Regions from separate parts of the Homo sapiens genome. Here region 2 is linked to region 1. The links are chromatin loops, found by intact Hi-C in ENCODE. Cell type or tissue: IMR-90. All regions are shown on one strand. Links, peaks and the distances in the headings refer to the core of each region. The heading gives the core; the rest is flanking DNA.

Region 1 (8,189 bases), core at 1,449-6,448:
TTTTTTTTTTAGATCACAACATGGGTTACTGCCATACCAGTGTAGCAGCAGTATTAGCTGGTAAAGCTGTCCCCAGGTTTGTTGTGAGAGTGGCCTAAAGGGTCTCAGAGAGAGGACAAGGGAAGAAATTTGGCAGTGACAATAATATTAACAGTAATGATAAAAAGGAGGACTCCAGGGAAGTCAAGACAGAAACAAACTCTAGCTAAATACTAACAGGATGGTGTCAAATGTATTTTCATAGTATTGTGCATTCTTACTGTTACAGTATGACCTCTAAGAATCTAGACTTAACTATAATATTCAATTATGTTTATTTTTCAACAAATATAATTGATTTTTGTTAAATAACTTCCTTCCAAAGATTGTGGCTAAAGTTTTCCTGACAGTTGTAGAAATGTGACTTCTTTAAGTACAAAATTATCTTTGTTGTTTTCCTTCTGTCAACTTTAAATGGAAAATACTATTAAATATAGAAGATACTTTCCTGACTTCTCAGAAATAGTGTCCAGAACATAATTTAAATTTAGTATTATTTAAAAATACTCTGAGACATTGACAATTTTAAAGGCTATTGAGAGTGGCAGTGGCCATATTCTTTTGCTTTATGCTGCTGTGTTTATGGTATTCTTTTGTACGCTTCTTAACAGTATTTCTCTTTCTTGTTTTCCTTTTAGACGTCAAGCTAACCCTTCCTTCTCTTATCAGTGTGGACTGGCCTCTTGTGTTCCAATTTCATACTTATAATCTGATGTGGGTGTGGAAAGAAGATCAGAGAACTTTGAATTATGTATAAAACAAGGGTAAATGAGCTCTGAGGTAGGACCAGGAGGCTTCTTCTACCAACAAGCTTTGCATGTCTGTTTTGGCTGCTCAGTGGATAATTTGTTCATTTCTTGTTTTTTGCATCATTCGAGATGGATGCTACAAGGTAGCCAAATCCAGAAAGGTAGAATGTTAAGATTATGCTTTTGGTATAATCAGTTGATGAGATATTTTATCAATGGTTGTATTTTTTTCCTTTGTTTGTTTTAAACCTATGCCATGTTGCCAGGCACGGTGGCTCACACCTGTAATCCCAGCACTTTGGGAGGCCAAGCAGGGGGGATCACGAGGTCAGGAGTTTGAGACCAGCCAGGCCAACATGGTGAAACCCTGTCTCTACTAAAAATACAAAAATTAGCTGGGCATGGTGGCATGGCCCAGTAATCCCAGCTACCAGGGATGCTGAGGCAGGAGAACAGCTTGAACCCAGGAGGCAGAGGTGGAGGTTACAGTGAGCTGAGATAATGCCACTGCACTCCAGCTTGGGTGATAGAGCAAGACTCCATCTAAAAAACAAAACAAAACAAAAAGGTAATCACAGCTACTCAGGAGGCTGAGGCAGGAGAATCACTTGAACCTGGGAGGCGGAGGTTGCAGTGAGCCAAGATCACCCCACTGCACTCCAGCCTGGGTAACAGAGCGAGACGCCATCTCAAAACAAAACAAAACAAACCTATGCCATGTTACTGGTTACTAGTTTCAGAACCCATTTTTCCCTAATTCAGTAGAAGTCCCTCTCAACAAAAACAATCATTACATACAACATACATACTACATAAAATATAAAAACTATGAATGTCAACTTCACATATTCAGTTCCAGAATATATGATGCTTGATATGTAAATGTGTATTAAAACTGTGGTGCAATAACTGAGTTTGAATAGATATTGCTTGTAAAAGTAATATTGCTTAAAAGATACTGCTTAAAAAGTTTAAAAAGTAGTAAAAATCAGAAGCACAAATTGGCACATCTACCTGAGGATATGAAAAAGACACTACATATCTTATGAAAATAAATGTACAAGTCCCACGGAGGTATAATAGAATTTTATGCAAGGCTAAAATAATAAAGACTGAGGAGACCTTGAAATGCTATTGAATCTGTCCCAAGACCTTTCCAAGACTATGGCTTTTCTAGGTAAACCAAATTTGTTCTCTTCATACTCAATAGTAATCATTTCTTCAATATCTCTTTGTAATGTTTTTCTCACTGATACAGTTTTGGATGTTGTTTCCCCACATCCTTTCTGAGTTACAGAATCTACACAATACAGTACTTTTAACACCACTGGTAATGCATGAGTTAAGACCTAGGCTTTGCAGTCAGAGACTTAGGTGTCAGTCTTGGATTCAGCTGCTGACCTTGGTCAAATTACTTAACCTCTTGAAATCTCAGTCTCTATGTGAACAATGGGAACATAATACCTTACCCACAATGTTTTCAAAGATCAAATGAAAGACTCTTTGAGGCATGTGTAGCATCATACATAAGACACTGTAAAAGCTAAGTGGTAGAGCTGAGATTCAAAGCCAGGCAGTCTGGATCCCGAGTTCATGCTCTCAACCACTGCCCTAAGCTGTCTCACAGTGTCTTTTCAAAAACCACAATATCAGATTTGTCCCTGCTTCTAAGTTTTCTGACCAAAGAAGCCATTTTGTATTTGAATTCTAAATTCTAAGGGCCTGTTACCCTTTCCAATATGTCATCAACTACACAAAAAAACTTAAGTAGCAGGCTTTGTATTCTATTCCAGTAAAAATCAAAATTTGTTAAACACCAGATGGTTGAGGCCAAACCCCTGTGGAGTTCTACTTCTTAGGTTCCCTAAGATGGCATAGATTCTTAATTAAAATCTCTTCAACTGTGTTCTCTCAAGTATAAGATACCTGCATAAACTAGACTTATTTGTACATTTTGTATGGCATGAGTGTGCATTTTCTTAGCAGACATCACACAAATATGTTAAGTTACAGAATGCGTATCATATTTCCCCAATTTACCTATGAGACTATCATCCTAAACAAAATCAAGAGATTCATCAGAATCCACATAGACCAATGTACCATCTTACCAAATTCTGTCAGGGAAAAAAAAAAAGTTCCTAGGACTTAAGTTTGTAAATTCTTGCCAGATTCACTGCTTCCTGAATTCAGATACAGAGCACTTGCAAGAACCACTTAAATCAATGGACACTACAATCCCTGAAGGCCAATGGTTACCCATATACAGCATTTATGTGATGAAAGCACAAAAGACATACTTAAATATAAGCTTTGAAAGAACCCTTCTCCCTCATCCTTAAGTTAAGCCTCTACAGAAAAATATAAAGGACCTAGTGGAAAGGAACACAGTTTACTTCATGGAATAATGAAGAGTGTTGATCTTTGACCATAATAAAACATACTGACTCGGGTTAAAATAAGGTGAGAAGAAACCAGTGATCTTTTATCACCTATAACACTTCAAGTGATTAGAATGTCAAATCATTTCCAAAATGGACAGAAGTAGAATGGCTACAGTAATAAATATTGAGACCTCACACATACATACATGTGCACTATAAATTACTCATTGGAGGCCCCTTTTATATTTCTCTGCATATAAATATTATCAAAGGAAACTCCTTGGCACTAAACTTAAGAAGGTTCTTGTAAAAAAAGAATCATTTCCCCTCTCTATCTATATATATCTATGCTTAACTATACACATATAGATATATATTCATGTATCTGAATTTAGATTTAGATACTGGCTGTATATACAACTTAATGTAGTAGAATCGTAATTCTTTAATTGGTTCATGTATGTTGGACATACAGCATAATCAGAAATGTGAAGCTTAAGATGAGGATGCCATTTAAGAACCACCTGGTGATGATAAACATTTATACCTAGAAATTTCCCAAAATATGAAGTATTAAGATACTAAACAGATAACCAGAACTTTGGTTCATATTTTGAGCTTTTATGTATTTACATGTTTCATTAAATAGTATAGACTTGGAAAAATTTGCCCTAATACACAAAATTATAAAATGTATTAACAAATAACCACAATATGAATAGACTGTGACAAGGAACAGGTTGATGGTATAAATAAAAAATTCTCAGGAGAAATATTATCTTACTAATAGAGACTAGATCTCCTCGAAAATATACTGTATTAGTTATCTATTGCTGCATAACAAATTGTTCCCAACATTTAGTGGCTTACAACCACACTTATAATCTCACAGTTTATGTGGGTGAGGAACCTGAGAGGAACTTGACTGGGCAGTGCTGATTCAGAGTCACTTGTGAATCAAAGCTGCAGTCATCTAAAGTTGACTGGGAAAGAGTATCTGTTTCCAAGATGGTTTACTCACACAGTTGTTGGTGGGAGGACTCAGCTCCTCACCCCAACAGCCTCTATATAACCTGCTGAGTCATCTCATGACACAGCAGCTGGGTTCCCATAGAGTGGATAATCCAGAAGAAAGCAAGGGGGAATCATGATGCCTTTATAACCCATGATTCATGCCATCACTTCTGCTATGTTCTACTCATTAGAAGGGAGGTACTAAGCCCCATCCGCACTTAAGAGGGAGACAATTGGCTCCACCTTTTGGAGGGAGGATTGTTGAAGTGTTGTAAATGTATTTTAAAATTATCACATGTAACATTTAAATTTGGTGTTTAAAATATAAATATATATACAATATATACAATATATATATTTATGTATATAATATTAATAGGAGGAGATGGAGAAGAGTATTTTTGGAAGAAAAAAGGGAAAGGAAAGATTCAGAGGCAGCCATAATAAGAATAAGACCATGTCCTTTGCAGGAACAGGGATGGAGGAGGCCATTATCCTCAGCAAACTAACACAGAAACAGAAAACTAAATACCACATGTTCTCACTTATAAGTGGGAGCTAAATGATGAGAACACATGGACATATAGAGAGGAACAACAGACACTGGGGCCTATTGGAGAGTAGAGGGTGGGAGGAGGGAGAGGATCAGGAAAAATAACTGAGTACTAGGCTTAATACCTGGGTGATGAAATGATCTGTACAACAAGCCCCCGTGACATGATTTTATTTATATAACAAACCTGCACATGTATCCCTGAACTTAAAATGAAAGTTAAAAAAAAAAAAGATTCAGAGGCAGAAAAAAAGGAGCATGTTAAATCTAGAAAGGCAGGTTGTTGGATGAAGTGAGGGCTTCTTTGGCACTTGCAGAATGCAAAGACACAGAGATTTATATTTAGAAAAGAATGACATTATCAGTGATCATTCAGGCAAGTGGCTACAGGAATACGGGAGAAAGCAGAAATGTTCATTAGCAAGATAAGTTAAGGGGACTGTTGCAAGTAATTACCAAATGTAGAGGGCAGAACATGGATGGTAGCAATGGAGAGCATTAGAAGGAGGTAGACATGGCAATTTCCAAGACCCAGTGCCTGTGGCCAGGTGTGCTGGCTCATACCTATAATCCTGGTACTTTGGGAGGCTGAGGTAGTAGGATCACTTGAGTTCAGGAGTTCTAGACCAGCCTGGACAACATAACGAGAACCCATCTCTATTTTAAGAAAAAGAAAAAAAAGAAACAAAACCCAGTGCCTGATGACAAAAGTGAAGGTATACAATGAGAGAGGAATGAATCATTATGTGATTCCAAGATACTGTAGTCTTGGCATCTAGGAATGTGATGATGCCTTTAACAGAGAGAGAGGATGAGAAAAAGTGTAGTGAGTTTTCCATTCTTCTAGCTACTATTTTGGACATGCTGCATTTGATAGGCCAGTGGGCCACAGGTAAATATGCTGGACCACCAGCTAGAATCACATAGGCTAATGTTCAGAAGACAGGCCACATCAGGTTGTAAATAGCAATAGTGCCAAAGTATGAAGGTAGAAAGCAGCAGTAAGAAATAAAATGTGGAGAGAGAACAGACCCAAAGCTAAAAGTCTTTAAAACATTCACTTTCAACAGATGGAAAGAGCAAAGAAAATCAAGAAACAACAGTTGAAGAGACAGGGAAAGAACAAAAAGAGAAATAACACAGAAACCAATGGTAAGAGAATTAAAGGCAAACTACTTACAGAGGAGTGGAAGAGACTAAAGGATATTACAAGGTTGCAGGCATGTCTTGGTCATGTGGACGACAGTAGCCTATGAGACACAGGTTAGGAGAGGAAGGAAAGCAAAATTCAGACTGCAGGGCTGGGAGGAAAAAGTAAGGAAGTAGAGCCCTTTATGGAAACTACTTCTTTCAAATGTTTAATGGTTAAAAGGCAAGAAAAAGGAATAATAACCTGAGACACTAGCAGCAGGGAAGCAAGCAACTCACTCTAGAGGACTGTCATGATGGAACACAGAGGAGAAGTAACCATAAATACAAATTAAAGGTATAAAAATTAAATGGAATCGCAGGAGGCTCAAGATCACAACTTTATTTTTTTTTTTCTCTCTGAAGAAAGCAAATTAGAAGTAATGGTAGCTGAGATTAGGCTTTTGAGACTGGGAAGACAGGAAGTTTAAAATTCACTCTGAATGTCCCCTATTAAACACAGGGATTTGTTGAGGGAAAGAGAACAAAAAGGTTCAGTTGAGTTTAAAACATTAATGCACATGATAAATGTGTAAATTTTTAAACTGATCTTATCACTGTTTCTTCTCACTGATTACATAAATTGAATGCAGTGATACACAGGTTACAGTAATCTATAGAATTCTTATGGTGGCAGGTGGTGGGGGAAGATGAGGGGAGGGCAGGGAATGGACTTTTTCTGCTTTTGAAGTTGAGATATTTCACATGTGTAACTGATGAGTGCATTCTTTGGTCACATTTCCTGTACTATTATGTTAAAATAATTGTTTGGACTCTTAATTTCTTTGATCTCACCCTTAAAAATAAAATAATATGGACATACAAGTTAACATGAAACTAAGCTTTGGGAAATCTATAACTTTGAGCTCCAGGAATTTTACTATTGTGAAACTACGTAAATAAATCCTAAAAACTGTGTTGATTGAATGAGAATTGGTCCAGTTTTACAAAAATAGAAAAAGGCAGATGACAAGGCAATCTTTTATTTTGGGAATTAGCTGCACAATTTTTCAACTTGGGTTGTTAAGAATTGAAATAAATTATGAAAATGTAACTTAGCAAAAGGTTGGTGTACTTGGTTCAATAAAACATTTCTTATTTCAATGTGTCAAATAATTTTGAAAATCAGATTAAATGAACATATACTCAAAAAAGTTTTGACATTACATTTTCCAAACCTATGTGTTCTACAATACAATTATTTTCTAGAATAGCTGTAAAGAATATGATGCAATAAAATTCTTGTATTTGGTTTTATTTATGGCTGTTCTTTTCATGTTTTGAATAGATCATGACTATATATATTTTTTAAACAAGTTTAACATAAATGGTTAAAATGTAAAACTTATAAGTATCAAAAACTTCACTACTAAATTATGTATGTTTGTAGGATATTTATAATCCCATTTTAGAAATACACACCCATAACTAATTTTTTAAGGCTTTAAAGCCATGAGTACTTAAACTCTATTATGTTTCCAATAGAGTCAACCATTTGTAAGTGTGTATCAACAACTTGGAGTTCATTCTCTAAGTTTATGAAGAAAATGAAAAGTCTACACATATATCCTCATATGTATATAGTCAGCACTCTGTCCATGATTCTGTTTCCAGAAAATATTTGATTTAAAAAACAGCAATTAAAAAAATACAAATTTTGGATACACAGTATAGCAATATTTACACAGCACTTGCTTTGTACTAGGTAGTATAAACAATCTAGAGATGATTTAAAGTATTCAGGAAGATGTATGTAGGTTATATGCAAATACCATGTCATTTTATATAAAGGCCTATTCATGGATTTTGGTATCCCGCATTGGTACAGGAAGGGGTGTGGGCGTCCTGGAACCAATACTCTGCGGTAGTGTTATTTTAAACACAGGGATTTATCGTATGTAGCTTAAATAGACAACACTTCATTGGGATAATGGTTAAAATCATGTTTCTTTATGTGCACTGCATAAATAAATGTTGGGAAAGTAAGACATGGGAAGAAAAAACAAAATGCAGGATGGTTTCCATCCATTAAAATATTGGAAATGCTTAAAATAAGAAAATAAAAACAGACAAAAGAAACAGGCTTACAGGTAATGCAGACATTGGTGTTATCAAAAACAGACTGTGACACAACTGTTATTGAAGCATTCAAGACAACAGATGCCAAGAAAGAAAATTTCAACAGAGAACTGAATACATAGACTAATGAGAATTATAGGACTGACAAATATCAATACCAAAATTAAAACTCAACAGATGGGT
Region 2 (8,189 bases), core at 1,945-6,944, 150 kb before region 1:
ACCATTTTCTTGAAAAGGGGTGCTTTTTTAAATTTTCTTTCAAAGAGAGAGAGAAACGAGAGAATTACTAATTTATTCTCTTCAATCTTTAATTGAAGAAAAATGTCCTTAAAAATAAGCTAAAATGCAGTTTTATTGACTAAGTAAAACTTTCTCTTTGGTTTCAACTATGCTGTCTTAGCTAGAATGAAATTCCAAAGTAATCAGTAAGAAATACTCTTTCTTTTTACAATACAACAGCATGAATATAAGCTTTAAATATATTTAAACTAGTTTGGCACATCTGAAATTCAAGAAGAGATTTTTAATAGTGATTCTACTTATAAGAAGGCCATGACTTTCATTTGGGCCACTATGATGAATGATTTACGCAATAAACTCTAAGTTGAGGTAATATATTTTTTCTTGTGAGTGAAAAAAAAATGTTTTAAGAGTTGCATTCTAAAAGGGTGTGTTTTGTTTGCATGTATATGTGTTTTATAGAGAGTTCCTATTCAGCATTCCTTTCCTTTTTGACTAATAGGATGTATCCTTATTTCTCAGTTGTATATTTAATTCTATTTTTATGCTTTAAGGAATTTTGAATGTGAGCACATAATAACTGGGAAACAAGCATCAACATCATAAATAGTGCTTTCATTTATTTAGACATATTTCTAGAAGAGCAAAGAACTGCTCTTCAGTTCATTGGAGAGGCACACAAAATACTGGATTCTTCAGTGGAAGATTATGTAATTCCTATGGAAGTGTACTGCCACATCTCCTATATCTAATTTATCAGTAAGTCCATTTAATTCTATTTCCAATATTTGCTCAGTCCACTACTTACTTCTACAACCATTTCTTCCACACAATCCCTTTCTTACTTTAGAATATTTCTGGAGCCTTCCAGCCAGTCTCCTTGACTGTACTTTTCTGATTCATTTTTCACACAGAAAGCAGAGTGACCTTTCTAAAACATTATTTTTCTTTGTTTAAAACCTTTAGAAGGTCTCCCATTGGGATTAGCATGAAATCCTACAAGGCCAAAAAAGATGATCTTTCTCCCTGTCTTTATAATTTTACTTCAAACCACTGAGCTCTCACTCTTAGTGAGTGAGAGCTCCTGTTCTTTTTCAGCTTCTAATCTCTTTTTTAACTCAAGACTTTGCTAGGAGCACTCTGTCTTCCACTCTTTGCTTAGAGGGTTTCCTCTTATCATCCATATCTCAAATTAATTATCATCTCTGATTTTTCTTGATCGTGCCATCTAAAGTATTTTCCTTTACATTCTATAGACCACTGAAGTCTTTTTATAGTTTCTCTCATAAAATGTTTCCCAAGTAGCAATTACATTTTTATTATTTGACCTTAGGAATTATACTCCTAATATTATCACTATGGTAGAGCTTATCACAAACTTTAATTATGTATTGTTTGGTTATTTGTTAGTCTTCTCGTCCATTAGATTACACGGTCTGTGAGGTAGGGACCATGCCTGTTTGCTTAGCCTATTTATTTACAATAGCCAGCATAATATAGGGCCCAAAAGAGGAACCTACAAAAACATGTTTAATGTATGAATAAATGTGAAGATACATTAATAACATCTACCATATAGCCTCTTTTTGCTCTTAAATATTAGAAACGTCTTTAGTTTGCAATCGTCTCTTAAGTATTAATTTTATAGACAAATGAAATTGTATCAAACTAAAAGGTTTCTGCACACCAAAAGAAAAAATCAACAGAATGAAAAGACAACTTAAGGACGGGAGAAAATATTTACAAACTTTTTATCCAACAAGGAATTAATATCCAGAATATACAAGAAACACAAGCAACTCAACAGCAAAACAAACAAACACACAAATAATTCAGTTAAAAATGAACAAACAATCTGAGAAGACATTTCTCAAAAGAAGACATACAAATGGACAACAAATTTATCTTTTAAATGCCTAACAACATTTCATTCAGGGAAATGCAAACAAAACCACAATGAGATATCATCTCACTCCAGTTAAAATGGCTATTACCAAAAAGACAAAACAAAACAAAACAACAACAACAACAACAAAATGGTAGTGAGAATGTGGAGAAAAAGGAACTCTTACATACTATTGGAGGGAATGTAAACTGGTACAGCCATTATGGAGAATGATATGGAATTTCCTCAAAAACCTACAACTAGAACTATCATATGGTCCAGCAATTCTACTACTGGGTGTATATCCAAAGAAAAGGAAATCAGTGTATTGAAGAGATATCTGCACTCCCATGTTTGTTACAGCACAACTCACAATAGCTAAGATATGGAATCAACCTGCGTCCATCAACAGATGAATGGATAAAGACAATATGGCATATATGCACAATAGAATACTATTTAGCCGTGGGGAAGAATGAAATACACAGCAACATGGATGAACCTGGAGATCATTATGTTAAGTAAAATAAGCTAGAAACAGAAAGTGAGAAAGCCACGTTCTCACTCATATGCAGAAGCTAAAAATGTTGCTCTCACAGAAGTAAGCAGTAGACTAATGTTTACTAGAGACTGAGAAAGTGGGACTGAGGATAGGGTAGGGATAGATCTGTTAAGGAATATAAAATTACAATTAGATAGGAGGAATAAGTTCTAGTGTTCTATAGCACTAGAGGCTGACTATAGTTAACAATAATTTATTATATATTTTCAGATAGCTAGAAGAGAGGATATTGAATGTTCCCAACGCAAAGAAATGATTACTATTTTAGGTGCCAGATATGCATATTGCCCTGATTTGGTCACTGCACATTGTATATATCAAAATATCACTTATGTACCTCCTAAATATATATGTGTACTATGTTTATTTACAAAATAAAGTGTTTTTAATAATGAGTTAATAACGTCTAAGAAAAAAGTTTAAAAATAAACCACAGAATACCCACTTGTTATCAGCTGAAAATTGCATTAACCAAAATGTCACTATTCAGATTGCTATTAAAATGTACTAAATAACCAACAGATACAACCTAATGTAGTTAAAGCTACTAGGTTACAGAAAAGTTCCATATGGCATTAGATAATGTTTTCATTCTCTTGAAAGTCTGTATCTCTAAAACAATGCCTTTATGTCTTGATATAAAAAGGCATATTAATAGGATTTACTAGTAAATCTAATTTATATAACCAATTCTTCAGTTGAAATTATTTAATGTAATTTATTTGTGCTCTGAGGAAATCCATTAAAGTATCAAATGAAAAACAGCAAATAATTACCTAAAGAAGTTATTACTTCTTTATAGTAAACAAAATTTGAAGCACATTCTGATATTACATTATTGATAGGGATGCTACTCTACAAGTAAATTTCTCTATAAAAGCATGTCATGACTAATGTTTTGAAAGGTTTCTGAGAAACTCAGCAGGGAACTTCTCAAGGTATTTTAAAAGATCACTTCCATGAAGGCTCTGTGCTTCAGCTTTGCAGATTTGGAAATCAGATAAAAACATTTATTTTTAAAAGATCTAATATATAGATTCAATGAGACTTCTGTGCTAGGCACATAATAAAACAAAAAGATAAATTAGTCTCAATTCCACATCTCTCATTCTCCACTTTAAATCTATTTTAATTAGACTTTTACTTCCTCTCCTATTTCATCAAAGTTTCCTTGATAGTGTCACCGATGATCTCCACATTTCTGAATATAATTAAAAATTCACAATCTTCAACCTGTTGCACAATCAGGGGCATTTAAAACAATTAATTAATTACTCCTTTGTATAGAAAACAATTTCTTGACTTGGTTTCCAGGATATTTCAATCTGTTAATTTCCTGACTGGTCACTCTTTCACAGTTTCTTTTGTTGAGACATTTTTGTTCTTATCTCCAGCCTCTAAAAGTGAAATTTTGCAGGGCTTGTTTCTTGGATACCTTCTATTCTTTATCTGCAGTCATTCTCCTTGTAACCTCACCCAGTTTAATATCCTTAAATACCCTCTGTATGACAATGACTCCCAAGTTTGCTAGGGCTGCCATAATAAAGCAACACAATCTGGGTGGATTAAACAATAGAAATTCATTTTTCTCACAATTCTGGAAACTAGAAATTCAAGATCAAGGTATCAGTAGGGTTGGTTTCTTCTGAGACCTCTCTTTTTGGCTTGTAGATGGCTGCCTTCTCTGTGTGTGTGTCTGTGTCCTAATATCCTCATCTATGACACCAGTCATTGGATTAGGGCCCATCCCAATCACTTCATTTTAACTAAATTATCTCTTTCAAGGCCCTATATCCACGTAAACTTACAATTTATGTGGGGAGCTAGGTGTTCACAACATGAATTTTGAGAAGACCACAATTCTTCCCATAGTAATGTCCAAAACCAATTTACTCAAATTCTCTCACAAGCCTGTAATGTGCCAGTCTTTTCCAAGAAGGAAGTGGCAATTTTATCCTTCTAGTTGCTGTGGTCATAAACTTTGGAATCATCCCTGACTCTTCTTTTTCTCTTATTCCCACATCTAGCTCATTAGTAAATCGCACTGGTCCACACTTAGAAAATATACCCAAAGTCTGATATTTTTGCACTGTCTCTACTGCTATGACATTAGCTGATCTATCACTATCTCTTGCCTTGATTATTTCAATAGCTTTTTAACTGGCCAACTTTCTTCCACCTTTGTCCTCCTATATTCTATTCCTAGCTCAACAGCTAGAGCAAGACCTTTGACATGAAGTAAATGCATATCATTTCTCTTCTCAAAATCTTTCAGTGACTCACTTTTCACTTACAATAACATCAATCCTTAAAATGGCCAATAAGGCTTTCCATGGTGTGCACCTCTTACCTTCTCACGTTATTTCCCACTATACTCCTTCTTATTCACTCAGCTTCAGCCACACCAAACTCCATGTTTTCACTTTAAAAGTCTAGGCACTTTCCTGGGCATCATGAAGTCTCCTTACAAAGACCATTAGTGAAAGCTGTTGACCATATGAAGCCGAATTTATTAAATGTGTTGAACATAGGAGAGCACTGCTTTGGCAGAGTCTCAGAAGTGTCTCAAAAGAGGAATTTGAGGTTGCAGTTAGTCATATAGAGTGGTTTTAGGGAATTTGAAGGTTGAAGTTAGTCATATAGAGTGGTTTTAGGGAAAAAGTTAGTAAAGAAGATCTAGCAGAGATTGGTGAGAATTTGTAAACTACTGAAGTTGCTCAACCAGTCAGTGGGCTTTGGAACACGTTAAGTCCTGTTATATCAGTTTCTCTTTTATTTTAACTTGGAATATATGGGTCTGAACTGTTGATGTTCAATTGGAATTTAGTTTGTGTTGTATGTCAGTTTCATCTAGTTCTTCTGTTTTACAAGTCAGTATAAGTTTAAGACTCACTTATTTTGATGACTAATGCCTCTTAAAAAATAGTTTTTGTTAAAACTTTCACCCTCAAAAGTTTCCTGGTTTATGTATTAAATAATAATATAAGCTTATACATAGATCACATCTGTTGATTTTGTCTTACAAGGACTCATTCATTCTTCATGTAAGTAATAATTCCAATTTTTGGGGAAAGCATTTCTTCCTGTTCTTAACCCCCGTAATTCAGAGAGCTTGCACCACTCCTAATCCACAATTATGGTAGACATTGAAATGAAACAGGGACCCCTCTTAGGAAGGTGCTAGGTATCCCCTCCCAAACACGAAAATTAAAAAAAAAAAAATCTCGAATTTTTTCAAAGGAAATTCCAGACACCTAGCAAGCCCCACAAAATAAATAACAAAAAGATAACAGTAGCTTAAAATAATAGCCAAAATATAACAGAGTCACAAGAATAATTCCCTATAAAAACTGAAGATAACATCTTAACATACGTCCCTGAGCTGTTTTTCAAAAAACCCAGACCCCCACCAAACATATATCTCAGATAAGGAGGTTTATGTCTTTATGTGTTGACACATAGACCTCAAATAAGAGAGAGATGAAGACTAAACTCTGACCACTTTCCTTTGTTCTAAATTTCTTCCTGTGGAGGCCCAAAAAAGTCACTCTCATGAGCCAGAGCAAACTTTATCTTCTGCTAATTCCAAATTTTTAGACAAAGTTTCACTTCCGTAACCAATCTCAAATCAAAAAATCTAAATCCACCTATAACTTGTGGACCTGTGGTTCCTCGCTTTGAGATGTCTCCCACTTTAGGTCAAAACAACGTGTAGCCCCTCTATGTTGACTTATAACTTTGCCCATAACCTCTGCCTCTCAATCTTTAAAAGCCCTTATCTTATAAGCCATATGGGAGTTTGGGTCTTAAACATTATCTGTCCAACTCTCCTTACTTGGTGCTCTCCAATAAATGTCTCAGTTTCTGTCACTTCAATACCAATGACCATGTTTGGCTTTACTGCCTTGAGCAGGCACACCTGAGTTCAGTTGGGTAACATGTTCCCAACCAGGTCACTCAGAGCAATTCATTTTCCTGGCTCCAATGTTGGTTCTAAGATGTTCATATAACCTAATCTAGGACAAAAACCACAGATGCAGGGACCTCAACTGGACCTATTGGGGACTCCCCCCCACCCCCCCACAGAGATAATAAATTGTTTTTTTGCAAGCCTGAAGATACTGGTTGATGTCCTACTTGAGAATGAAGTCAATGCCAAAGAAAGAAGATTTCTGACGAGATTATTTGAACATCAGACTTATTATTAAATGTAGAAATATAGAAAAACTTCAGATTTTCAACAAGGTAAGGCAGAAAAAATTCTTAAAAGTCCTTTGCTGGCCCGGTGCAGTGGCGCACACTTGTAATCCCAGCACTTTGGGAGGCCGAGGCAGGCGGATTACAAGGTCAGGAGATCAAGACCATCCTGGCTAACATGGTGAAACCACATCTCCACTAAAAATACCAAAAAATTAGCTGGGCTTGGTGGCAGGCGCCTGTAGTCCCAGCTACTTGGGAGGCTGAGGCGGAGAATGGCTTGAACCCGGGAGGCGGAACTTGCAGTGAGCCGAGATCGCGCCACTGCCCTCCAGCATGGGTGACAGAGCAAGACTCCATCTGAAAAAAAATAAAATAAAATTCTACAAATCCTATAGAGTTTAGCAATAGAATACTGCCAGATTTGAAGGACTTTGAACATCTTTGGTTTTCTGTTAATCACTAATAACAAAGCATAAAAATAATAAGCAATTGAAACTATATAGAAGCAAAGTTTCTACGTATCACTAGATTATGTTAATATGGTGCTGAGGTAGATATAGATAAGTTAAGATTATTATTGTAAACCCTAGAGAAACCACTAAGAAAATAATTTTAAAAATATAATTATTAAAGGAATTAAAATGCTACACTAGAGAATATTCATCTAATAGAAAAGAAAGTAGTAAAGAAGACACAGGAACAGAAAATATTCAAGACATTCACATGATGCTCAGTTATTTTGAAACTGAACAACATTTTACATGATGCTTATTTCGTTTTGATACTTTTAATCTATGCAATCAGAAAGATAAATTTTTGATATAAAATTTGGAAGAGACATATTCGTTTACAAATATATAGAGAAAAAAGAATATTAAAGATATTTTGTTAATAAAAAAGAAAATTAATAAGAGAATTTGAAAATGAAGCTGCTGCACATATATGTAGAATATTAAAGATACTCTTAATAGAAATAAAATGAAGAAAATTTGGTAATGTGGGTAATGTATATAAGACTTAGCAACAGCATGGATTAAAATGAGCATTTAAAGATATATCTCCCTTCCATAATGTTACCAATGCCATTATTAAATAATTAAGAAAAAATGTAAATGAAATGTTGATATTATATATCACATATTAAAATTGATACCAAATATTAACTCTTTATACAAAAATTAACTCAAGATGGAGTAAAGACCTAAATGTAAGACCTAAAACCATAAAAGCCCTAGAAGAAAACCTAGGCAATACCATTCAGGACACAGACATGGGCAAAGACTTCATGACTAAAACACCAAAAGCAATGGCAACAAAAGCCAAAATTGACAAATGGGGGATCTAATTTAACTAAAGAGCTTCTGCACAGCAAAAGAAACTATCATCAGAGTGAACAGTCAACCTACAGAATGGGAAAATATTTTCACAACCTACTCATCTGACAAAGGGCTACTATCCAGAATCTGCAAGGAGCTTAAACAAATTTACAAGAAAAAAGCAAACAACCCCATCAAAAAGTAG

What was found. Hi-C counts contacts between places; a loop is a spot of excess contacts. Peaks named below come from ENCODE experiments on the same cell type or tissue, not always from the same donor. Only the 100,000 strongest peaks of a DNase experiment are listed, where the experiment ranks them.
Region 2: a loop joins it to region 1, with 1.8 times the contacts of the local background. A loop is called at or near these places in 1 of 110 quality-filtered maps.

Annotation. Positions count from the first base shown.
Region 1 is chr6:54,889,049-54,897,237 of GRCh38, reverse strand. All of the region lies in intron 2 of FAM83B (family with sequence similarity 83 member B), which reads right to left. Among named protein-coding and RNA genes, the nearest start is that of FAM83B, 46 kb to the right of the region's middle. In IMR-90, for the core only: no CTCF peak of the experiment used is centred there; a DNase peak (open chromatin) is centred at 4,187.
Region 2 is chr6:55,037,218-55,045,406 of GRCh38, reverse strand. No RefSeq gene overlaps it. Among named protein-coding and RNA genes, the nearest start is that of HCRTR2, 130 kb to the left of the region's middle. In IMR-90, for the core only: no CTCF peak of the experiment used is centred there; a DNase peak (open chromatin) is centred at 5,056; H3K27ac peaks cover 145 bases.